Linked DNA regions of Homo sapiens: region 1 is linked to region 2. Evidence: chromatin contacts called from ENCODE Hi-C or POLR2A ChIA-PET data. All regions are on one chromosome and are shown on one strand. The core of a region is the stretch at or near the end of the contact, and the rest is flanking DNA. Distances in the headings are between cores, read along the strand shown.

What was found. A loop is a pair of places that touch in the nucleus more often than their neighbours do. ChIA-PET counts read pairs that join two places held with the same protein, here RNA polymerase II (POLR2A). Pooled maps may share reads with other maps.
Region 1: a loop to region 2 is called in a pooled map, with 2.8 times the contacts of the local background. The contact joins the promoter of KRT80 here to the promoter of KRT8 in region 2. A Hi-C loop is called at or near these places in 1 of 50 pooled maps. POLR2A ChIA-PET finds 5 or more read pairs at or near these places in 2 of 52 experiments (MCF 10A and Panc1).

Annotation. Positions count from the first base shown.
Region 1 is chr12:52,188,612-52,194,137 of GRCh38, reverse strand. KRT80 (keratin 80) reads left to right here and starts at 2,124. Exons shown (of 9, transcript NM_182507.3): 1 at 2,124-2,535. The coding sequence starts at 2,236.
Region 2 is chr12:52,902,894-52,908,759 of GRCh38, reverse strand. KRT8 (keratin 8) reads left to right here and starts at 3,684. Exons shown (of 8, transcript NM_002273.4): 1 at 3,684-4,102. The coding sequence starts at 3,779. RefSeq lists a silencer at 4,744-4,913.

The DNA of each region.
Region 1 (5,526 bases), core at 875-3,374, 710 kb after region 2:
AGGGACTTGGCAATTAACCAAGACCTGTCAACTCTCAGGAGCTGACTGAGGCCAAAGGAAGGAAGCAAGAAATAGATTTAAGTCATGCACAGGCACTTGGGAGAAAAAAGCGTTCGGCTCCGAGAGAATTAGGTGGCGGGGCTGCCCTAAACTGCACCCCAGACAGTAAGAAGGCAGCTTCCTTCTCTAACCCGCTACCCTTTCTAGGGGTCCTAAAACTTAGAGGCTCAGATTAAAGAGCTCCTCACCCCAACTGTCCAGGTTCCCATCCATCATAATCGTGTGGCCTTAGACTAGACACTCCAGCCCCCTGAGCCTCCTCCTCTGTCATTTGGAGTGATGAGAATTAAAGTGTCCACCTCAAGTGGTGGTTGTCAGGATTGAGGAGCTAATTCCTGCAAAGCATCTGGGACATATCTGATGTATCAGCTGTTATTCTGGCCTTGGCAGAGCCCAGACGCCACTGCTGCCCCCTCCCTTCCCCACAGAGTACACAGGGGTGACGGGTGGGGGGCAAGGTGCTGTGCTTGACCACATGCCATTCGGATGCCAGGCCAGAGTGAGGACGGTGGGAGGCCAAGGTGGCCCCACACGTGGGTGTTGAGTGGGGAGCGTGGCGCACGTCAGTCACCCACCAGTGCCTCGCTACCCTACCCGGCACCAGATCCTGGGATCAGGCTTAGGATGGACCCGTGGCCTCTAGACAGGGTCCTGTGCCCTTGTGAGCCAGAAGTGCCTAGTGTGTGAAAAAGATGTCTGCCCTGGAGGTGGAGGCCCAGGGTCCGCGATGTGACTGGCAAATGGTTCTCCCCGCTCAGGGGCTCTCTCTTCCTCTGGGCCCAGAGGGGGCTGCTACCCCTTCTATCTCTGACCATCTGTGACTCTCCCAGACACACTCCTCTCTCTGCTCTGGCCCCTGCCACCCAGAGCAGGATTGAGCCAGGTCCAGGAAAGACATGCAGATCCAGCCACCAGGGCCAGAACATCAGGACCACCAGGCCAGGAAAGGAGACGCAGGGCTGGGAGAGCTGGTAACCCCCTGGGGTGGGAGAGTGGGGTCTCAGGAACTGTGGAAAGGTAGGCATTGCCCTGGGCCAGGTGGGCCTCTGCCGCCCTGTCAGAGGCTCTGTGGGGGCAAAATGGGGTCTTTTCTATTTCTACTTCACAGATGGTGTAAAAGAGGTCAAAGGAGGCAGAGAAGAGAAAGAAGAGTGGGGAGGAAAGAGTGTGAGGAAGGCAGGGATTCTCATTGCCCCAGAGCAGAGCTGCATTCAGCCATACCCATCGCCCCTGCTAGACTCAGCACCCGGAAGGCAGTACCACTGATTGAGGCCAACTTTGTCCCCTGTCCTCTACCAAGTGCTTTGTACATGCTACCTCCTGTGAGGTGGGTGTTTTCATCCCCACTTTACAAATGAAGACAAAAGTCAAGTAACGTGCCTGAGGTCACATGAGTGGTGAGCAGTCCAGCTGAGTCTTGAACCAGGTCTCACATTTCCAATGCTGAGAGCTCCTTGGCCTTGACCGTCTATGTCCTCCCAGCCTCTGAGACAGTAGGGTGTACATAGTAGGTCCTCAATCAATGCTAGTTAAAGTGAAGGAAGGAAGGAAGGGAGAGGGGGTAGAAGGAAGGGGGAAGATAAGCCAGGGAGACTCTTTGGCAGCCAGAAAATAAATAATAAGTGCTGTTTTCCAGTGCCAGGCTGGCACGGTGCCCAGGATAGCTGCCCTACACTCGGGAGCTCAAGGCCTATGCTTGACTCATCTTTTCCAGAAGTATGTGAGCCCAGATACGTCAGCCTTCAAGTATGCAGTGAGGTCTGCGGTGAGGCGCTCTCTCTTCTCTCCTGCCCCCTTGAATGGCCTTCCTTTTGCCAACTCCCCACCCCCAACCCACCCGGCCAGTCCAGCCTTGGCCCCCTCCCCAGAGCTAGGCCTGCTTTCTTTGGGGCAGGGGGCTGTGGACCAGCCCCCTAAGCAATGCAGATACCTGTTGGGAGGGAGACCTACATGCTGCTGGGGGAGGGGCGGGAGCACCCACATCATCCAACAGGTTGGTCAGGCTGGGAGGCGTCCCGCCCTCCTGCAGCTAATGAGCACTGTGCAACAGGTGTCTGCTCCTCAGTCCCCAGCCCGCCCCAGCTGTGACCAGAGCAACCAGAGCCTGCCACCCGACGCAACCCCAGGCTCACTCGCTCACCCCCCTGGGCCCTCCTGCTTCCGGCCGGGGGCACCATGGCCTGCCGCTCCTGCGTGGTTGGCTTCAGCAGCCTCAGCAGCTGTGAGGTGACCCCGGTGGGCAGCCCCCGGCCTGGAACCTCAGGATGGGACAGCTGCAGGGCCCCCGGGCCGGGCTTCAGCTCCCGCAGCCTCACAGGCTGCTGGTCGGCTGGCACTATCTCCAAGGTGACTGTGAACCCCGGCCTGCTGGTGCCCCTGGATGTCAAGTTGGACCCCGCTGTTCAGCAGCTGAAGAACCAGGAGAAGGAGGAGATGAAGGCCCTCAATGATAAATTTGCCTCCCTAATTGGCAAGGTGAGCACAAGTAGGGGGTCCCAAACATGAAGGGCTGCCAGGCCTGGGCCGGTAGCTGAGCTCTGTGTTTCCCTGAGCATCGATCACCGCGCCCCACCCCTGCACCCAGCCAATGGGGAGATGGCACTGCTAACCCGACAGGCTAGCTCTGAGCAGAGGCTGGGGGAGGGAAGTCCCTGATCCATCCTGGCATGTGGGGAGAAAGGGACCCCAGGATGGCCTTTGAGGGATGTGTTGATAATAACATGCTGCATGACCTGGGGTCACCCACCACCCAGGCAGGGACTGGGGAGGACCACCTAGTGTGGCCAGGGGTGCCCTCTCGCAGGAATGGCTGATGGAGGCATGCTCTGCGGTCCTACTCTGAGGCAAGTGGACAGGGGAGATGGCCTCCCAGGCACCACGCTCCTGTTTATCCCTCAAGCCTCTGGTCCCACAGCATCTCTCTCAGCTGCCCCAGTCAGAAAAGCCAGCAGGGTGGAGGGTGAGTGCGGGGCTGCTGGAAGGAGGTTGCTGCCCAGACTGCTGCAAGTGAGGGTGCAGCTCAGGTGTCAGGAGATAGGAATGCAGGGGACGATGCCTCGAGTCAGAACAGGGAAGCCAGTTGGGCCTTCCTGCACCCTGCGCCCCTCCTGACTGCGGGAGGTGCATCCTCAGCATCACAACCACACTTCCTAGACTCCACTACCCATGGCCTGCAACAGGTCTGGGGCACTCGTGTCCACCTCTGCTCCCAGGGCAAGGGAGCTCCCAAGGAAGTTATCCACTTCCCAAATCTGTTCTTTACTCATCTTCTCCAAGAAACTCCTCCTGACTCTGCACCCTCCTGCACCCTCAAGAATAATCATGATAGTGCCAGCTGCCATTGGTTAATTGCTTACTATGTGCCAGGCACTGTGCTGATGCTTTTCAGGTTTATCTGTATTTCTCTCAACAACCTTATGGGAGAAGACAATTTTATGTCCATTTCACAGATAAGGAAAACTGTACATTTCTGAACCTGCCAGTAAACCAGAGGTCCAGCCTTCAGCCCCTGGCTCAGTCCTTGTCTGCTCTTGGCCTCTGATTCTGTGTTCCTCTGCATGTTGCTGGTCTCCCCCATGAGGTGGGAGCTCACAGAGAGGGGCAGAGGGAAGAAAGTAACATGCATTGAGCATCTACTTATGCCTTGCCCTCTGGAGGAACATTGCAAATGCAATGAAATTCAAGCCACACTGCCACCCTGCAGTGGCTGTTATTTTCCCAACTGTGCAGATGAGGAAACTGAGGACCAGCAAGGCTAAGTGCCTTGCCCAAGATCACACAACCAGCAAATGGTAGTCTGGATTTGAACTCAGGTCTGTTGAGACACGAAGTCAGTGGTCTCTGTGGTGGGAATCTTTTCTTTCCTTCTTCCATTCATGTGCCTAGACCAGAGTTTCATCATCCACACCTGGGGTACCCCTGGGTACCCAGAGGGGAAGGACCACAGTCCACTGAGGCAGAGCATCCCTTCCCCCAGCCCTAACTGCACAGAGCCTTGCATTGCTGAGCTGGTTCTCCCTCTAAGAGCAGCCCAGCTGCCCTGGGGAGGCAGGTCCCTAAAGAGCCACCTCCTGACCAAACCCAGTTTAATCCCTTAGAAGGAATGCTTCACTGAGCTATGGAATTTGGCTCAGATGGGTGGTTTTCTCCCTCAAACGCCAGCACTGATATCACCCTGTGCCCCTGCCATGGGGATGGGAGGATATAAGCACAGGGAAGAGGCCCTCAGGGTTGGGGTCCTGTGCCCAGAGACCAGGGCAATGCCCTTGAAGTTCTTTAGCAGAATTGGAGCCTCCCAACCCTTAGCCTTGACCTTGAGATGGGGTGCCCTTCAGGGTGGGACACAGGGAGCTGTGGGTACTGGCCGTTTGGGGGCCCTGGTTGCAGGGCCCCAAGGGGCCCCAGCTGACCCTTCAACTCTGCAAAGATCTGTTAGCCCCACCCTCCTTGCCTCCTTGTGGAGGCTGTGAGGGCCCACATGGAAGCAGGAAGTGGTTAAGATGTGAAATCTGGAGCAGCATTGTGGGGTTTAAATCCCGGTCCACTACTGACCAGCTGTGTTGTCTCAGGCAGGTTATTTAACCTCTCTGTGCCTCAGCACACATTAGGTTAGCAGGCTCATTAGAATCAAATGGGAGAATTTTTGAAAAGAATTTAGAACATATCTGGTATATATTAAGTATATTATAACTGTTAAATAAAAAATGAAATAAATGGGCCTGGCCCAGGGAGCAGCTAGAACCCAGTTAGCCCCTTCCAGGCAGGAGCCTGGAGAGCAGGTGGGGAGAGGCTCCCTGCCGGATAGAGGAGTGAAGGGACTCATGGGCAGGAGGTACGGCGCAGGGCTGTTGAGCAATTATGGACCCAGAGGAAGGCCCAGGGGTGAGACGCCATGACCAGTGGGTGGGGGCTCTGGGTAAAGAGAGGAGAGGGGTGGGGGCCCTCTGAGGAACTGAGAGGAACCTGGGAGCACTCAGGAGGAGCAGAGACTCTCAGGAGGTGGTAGAGGCCCTGGAACACTGTGGTTTCTTCCACTTGCTGGCTGCGTTTTCCTGGGCAAGTCATTTACCCTCTCTGCGCCCCAGATTCCACTGCTCTGCTCTGCCGGTGGTCCTGAGCTCGTCCCAGTGGAAGGACTGGTAAGGCAACAGTCATGAGATGAAGGGGGATGAGGAGAAGCAGTAGCAGCAGGAGAGGCCAGGGGAGGCAGGGAGGGCGCAAGGCCGACCTCCAGCAGAGGCTGCTGGCTGGGCTTCTTGCCTTCACGCACACACAGACAACAGAGGGGATGGAGAGAGAGGCAAGAGGCAGGACTGCCTGAGCTCATCCTGGGGAGGCTGTAGAGAGGGAACCTATGAGCAGTGGTAAAATGCCTGGAGACAGAGGGATGGAGACAGAGGGATGGAGACAATGTCTTCACCGAGGCCTGTGTGACCTCTGGAAGAGCTGAAGTCAGCCTTCCCCCTG
Region 2 (5,866 bases), core at 2,435-4,934:
TGCTGGGATTATAGGTAGAGCCATTGTGCCTGCCCACCACCATCAAATTTAGAACATTCTCATCACCCCAGAAAGAAACCCTGTGCTCTTTAGCATTCATCTCCATTCCTCCCCTCCCTAGGCAACCACTAATCTACTTCCTGTCTCTATGCTTTGCCTGTTGTGCACATGTCATATAAATGGAATCATAGGGTACCTGATCTTCTATGACTGTCTCCTTTCACTGAGCATACGGGTTTCAAGGCTCATCTGCATCCAACATGCATCAGTAGTTCATTCCTTTTAATTGTAACATTAGATCGTATGGATATGCCACATTAAAGAAATCCATTCGTCATTTGGTGGACATTTGTTTTGTTCCCACTCTTTGGCTATTATGAACAAGGTTGCAGCGAATGAGATCATCAGTCCTGATCTCTAAGCAAAACTTGTTCAGATCCCGGGAGGCGGAGCTTGCAGTGAGCCGAGATTGCGCCACTGCACTCCAGTCTGGGTGACAGAGCGAGACTCCGTCTCAAAAAAGAAAAAAAAAAACTTGTTCAGACCATCTCTTCCCATGATCATGAGTGATGATAACAGCTACCTCCCCACCCCACTGGCCCCAAGACTTAATGCCACTGCTCAGGGTCTCAGGGCCTTCTCTGAATTATCCTGCACCATCAGAAGTAGGGGGCCTGGCCCTCACTCTTGGCCCACAGGGAGTGAGTGTCTCCTCCTTCCCTGGTTCACTCTCCAGGAAAGGCGGTTTGAGGCAGAGTTGTCTGGGTAGGGCAGGCACCGCAAACACGTTGTTCCCTTTTGTCCGGCAGGCAGCTGTGTGTAGACCACAATGCCTTACAAGGAGTTGTACCTGTGGGCCTGCTCCAGTCTGGTTCTCTCTTCCCTCACCACTTGGCCCTAGTCCCAGGGGCCTTCTCCTTCTGCCTTTAACCCTGAAGTCCCAGGCAGGGGCCATCAGAGAGGCCAACTCTGGCCTCTTCTCCTGCACCGAGGCTGTGCTTGGGGCATCTGGGGGAAGGTTTGGCTGGGGTCTCTGGGCAATAGAGAGATGACAAATGAGACACAAACACTTCTGGCCCTAGACGGTTCTGGGCTGCCCCAGAAAAAAAGGGCTTCCCCTGGCTGGGTAAGGTCTGGGTCAGCCCTCCAGCCTGCATACTGCAGGGTCCCTGGCAACCCCCTCTGTCCTCACCTTAAACAAGGGACACTCCTAGAACCAGGGAACCAGAAAGGTGGGGTGGAGGGGACTGGAATTTCAGGAAAGGCTTTGGGGTGCTGTTTTTTTGCTCCTTGTGCTGCCTAGATCAGGACCTGAGTGCCCCCTGCTCCCTCTAACAGCAGCGTGGGGGAGGGAAGATAGGGAGAGCGCCTGTCCTCCCTTTCCAGGGCTGCCATACCCGTCTGACCAGCCCCTCCCTCCCTCCTTCCGCCTTCCCTGTCCCAGGTTTGGCACTGGGCCCAGTCCTTCTCCCTTTGGTCTTCTGTTAAAAGCTTCTCAGCCCTGGTGGGTGCGGGTGTTTGTTGGGGAGGGGGTAGCATGCCTTCCAATCACTCTTGGGAAAATTAGGCATTGTTTAAAGGAGCTGGGAGAAGGCCTGGTGTAAATAGGTGCTAACTGAATTTCCCTTGCTCCATTCAGCATAGCAGGAGGCAGGGCCTGGGGAGGGGAGGGGAGGTGAAGGAGCCACTCACTGTGCCCGCTCTTGGGATCTATGCATTTTTCTGGAAGGGACTTCAATGTGTGGGGTGTGTGTGTGTGTGTGTGTGTATGCACGCGTGCATTGTGAAGAGAGCTTGTCTGTGTGTCTGTCTTTTTAAGTTTGTCTGTCCTCCAAGGAGGGGGCTTCTGGGTCTCTCTGTCCTTCTGGGTAGGGGTCCTATGTGCCTGTCTTTCTGTGAGCCTGGGTGTCTCTCCTAGAGAAGGATGGGGAAGAAACTGTACATCTGTCCTCCCAGTAGGTGGTCACCCCCTTCCCTGGGTCAGGGCTATGTCACCTGTCCCTCTCCTCAAGGGGATCTGGCTGTCATCTGTTGGTCCTCTGAGTTCAGTTTCATCCAGTCCCCACATCACACCCTGCAGTATCTTCCAGAGAACCCAGCCCCAGCCATCAGGTAATTGCAGGTGGAATCTCTGCCTTGGGGACCTAAACCTCCTGCCTTCCACCCACAGCATGCCCTGCCTGGCCCCACCCAGGCCTGGGGTGCCTTGCTCAGCTCCCCAATCTCCAACCTCCCACAGGTGCGTGCTACGTCCCAACCTGCCCTCCTGACTCACTTTGATAATGGGAGACAGGTGCAGGGACTCTTCCTCTATTTCCTCTGGCCCGTTGGGAGCCTGGGTAAAGCAGGAGGGTCCAGGTAGCACCACGAGTGCCACACCACTCCACTGTACCCCCTGCCGTCCTGTCTCACTTCCCATGATTCACTCACTGGGAGCAATGGGAGTGACTCCCGCAAAGAGCAAGAACTATGAAGTCCCTGACATAGCTCCCATCTCCTCTTGCCCCCCCCAACCCCTGCGTTCTCTGCCTTCTAGCCCTGTTCATCATTCTCTAGGCCCTTCAGTGAGGCCTACAGTGTTCACCTGGCCCAGGGGATCCTAGGATCTTGGAAGGAGAGGAAGCCCCTGGGTTATGTTCAGGAAAAGTGCTGTGTTGGATCTCGCTCTTTTTTTTCTTTGAGATGGAATCTCGCTCTGTCGCCCAGGCTGGAGTGCAGTGGCACGATCTCAGCTCACTGCAACCTCTGCCTCCCGGGTTCAAGTGATTCTCCTGCCTCAGCCTCCTGAGTAGCTGGGATTACACCATGGCCAGCTAATTTTTGTATTTTTAGTAGAGATGGGGTTTCACCATGTTGGTCAGGCTTGTCTTGAACTCCTGACCTCGTGATCCGCCTACCTCAGCCTCCCAAAGTGCTGGGATTACAGGCGTGAGCCACCGTGCCTGGCCTTGGATCTCTTTTTATCTTGCACCTTCAGATGTAGAGGGACGACAGCCACTGTGTGTGTATGTGTATGTGTGTGTGTGTGTGTGTGTGTGCGCGTGTGATGTTTATTCACTCATTTATTTATTCATTCATTCATTCCACAAATATCTACCCAGACCCTCTTGGCACTGCACCAGGTGCTAGGGGTAGAACAGTAACCTGGAAAGATGAGGCAAATGGTTGATTTCAGATTCAAGGCTTTGGACTCCAGCTGTTCTGTCATCCAGCTCAGGCAGGCCCTCATAATCGCTTCAATCAGGGAGAACACAGGAGAGTTTCTCTGGGGTGTCGGCAGCTCAGAGGAGACCCAAATACTAGGAGACCCCTTTTTCCCATGCTTCCCAGTCCTCCAGTTTATTTCCCCCAGGAGGGAGGGAGACAAGACCCAGGAGTCAGGGTTGTAGTGGCTGGGCGGCCCAGGCAAGTCTGCTTGTTACAGGCACTTGTGCCAGGACAGGATTTCTTCCAGTTTCATATTCACTGAACTGCCTTTTCCTGGGTTTCTGGGGGTGGTGCTGGAGTGGGCTCCAGGGTTGGAACGGGCCCTTGGGTGGCGGCAGCTCTCTGCTGCCCCCACCTGAGTCCTGCCCGGAGGTGGCAGGTGACGGGTTAGGCCCAGCCCCCTCTGGGCCTAGCCACTCAGGTACGAGGCCTTTCCCCCCCATCCCCCGGGGCTGGGATCTCTTTTATAAAAGGCCATTCCTGAGAGCTCTCCTCACCAAGAAGCAGCTTCTCCGCTCCTTCTAGGATCTCCGCCTGGTTCGGCCCGCCTGCCTCCACTCCTGCCTCTACCATGTCCATCAGGGTGACCCAGAAGTCCTACAAGGTGTCCACCTCTGGCCCCCGGGCCTTCAGCAGCCGCTCCTACACGAGTGGGCCCGGTTCCCGCATCAGCTCCTCGAGCTTCTCCCGAGTGGGCAGCAGCAACTTTCGCGGTGGCCTGGGCGGCGGCTATGGTGGGGCCAGCGGCATGGGAGGCATCACCGCAGTTACGGTCAACCAGAGCCTGCTGAGCCCCCTTGTCCTGGAGGTGGACCCCAACATCCAGGCCGTGCGCACCCAGGAGAAGGAGCAGATCAAGACCCTCAACAACAAGTTTGCCTCCTTCATAGACAAGGTGAGGGTCCCCCCTGCGTGGCTGACTGTGCCCGCAGCCCCTTTCTCCTGGTAGTCCCGGTCCCTATGCACATCTCCAGCCCCCAGCTGGCGTCCTGCTGGGCCTCACCCGCCCTGGCGACACTCTCCCTTCCATCCTCCGACTCACCCCTCCCGTGCACCTTGGTTTGGGCTGGGTGAGGGTGGGGAGAGGGTCTGGACAGCCGGGATGAATCCTGGGGCTTCCTTCTTCCCTTTTAAACTGGAGGGTCTTGGAAGAGAGAGACAACTTAAGGGTACAGCCTAGTTCCCACCACCCCTCTCTACAAATCCCGTTCTTCCTCAGGTCATTCTGTCCCCAAATTATAAAAAATAATAGCGGTTATTGTTCTCACCCCAACCCGAGTTCTGACCGTCTTTTAAGCTATCGCCCTGCGGCAGTCCCAGCTGTTCGGGGACTACCCTCCTCCAGGTTCGCCTCTTCGCCAGCACTACCCCAAGGGCTCCCCAGTGGTGCCTTTGTGATTTTTTTTCTTTCTTTTCTTTTTTTTACATAGGGGTTTGGTGTGATTCTAGCATTCTAGGAGAAGGAAGTGGGTGTCTCGGTTCAAACGGGCAAATATTGATTGAGGCCTTTGGCGCCCGGAGGCCTGAGTGCGGGGGTCACAGAATGAGTCATACCCCGGCCCCTGCGCCGGCAGCGTGGGCGGGGCCGAGGGCGGGGTGAGGGGCTGCGGGCAGCAGTCTCGGGACGCTCTCCTCCACCTGGCGGAGCTCGGCGTCGGGGGCGGTGTGGGTGGGGTGGGGTGGGGTGGGGTGGGCTGGGGTGGGGTGGAGGAGGCGCCAGGGCCTGGCCTCGGAAAGCCCATGCAGGATTCAAAGTCTGCGGGCGTGGGACGCCCCGCCCGGGGTTTACGTCCTGTTAAGTTTATGGCTTCAGATAACGCGGTCGCCCACCAACGCCCCTCGCCCATTCAGCCCGTGTCCCTTTCTCGCGTCCTGTCCCTGCTCCGCCCCAGCGGCCTGGCTCCACTTTCACACAGCAGGAGCCAGGCCGGGTTTTGCAGCCCTGGGACTCCGCTGCCTGAGGGGCCCCGGGCCCCCGGCGGCCCCGAGGATTGGGCCCTTCACGCTGACTGGCTCCTGGGAGGCATTGTGGGAACGGGAGGAGGGAAATCCTGGGGCAGAGTAAGCCGGGAGGAACCGGAGCCCCAGGAACCCAGTGGTCGGGGGCCCTTGGCGCTCCAAGCGCCTGGACTTGACTTGTTGACTGCGTTTTGCTAGCCCTGGGGTCCTTATAGAGAGCAGCTAAGCATAGGCTTTGGAATCTGAATTCTTGGTTCGCACTGCTCTGCCGGTTCCTGGTTATGGACTCCCTTGCCAAGTCTTATTTCCTCATCTATAAAATGAATATGAGAGCCCCTAAATCCATATAGGCAAAAGTTTTTGCCTATTCAAACTTACATATGTAAAGAGTTCAGCAGTGCTTGGCCCACATTCCATTAGGATAAGATGTTATAATCACTTTTTTTTAAAAAATAATTTTGGGGCAGAATGACCTGGGGAAGAAAGCGATTTGCAGAGAGTGGTGGAGGGAACTAGGCTGTACCCTTAAAAGATTTCTGTCCCCTCCAGTTTAGAAGGAGTTACAAGTTTTTTTGTTTGTTTGAGACAGAGTCTCACTCTGTCGCCCAGGCTGGAGTGCAGTGGTGTGATCTCAGCTCACTGCAACCTCCGCTTCCTGGGTTCAAGCGATTCTCCTGCCTCAGCCTCCCGAGTAGCTGGG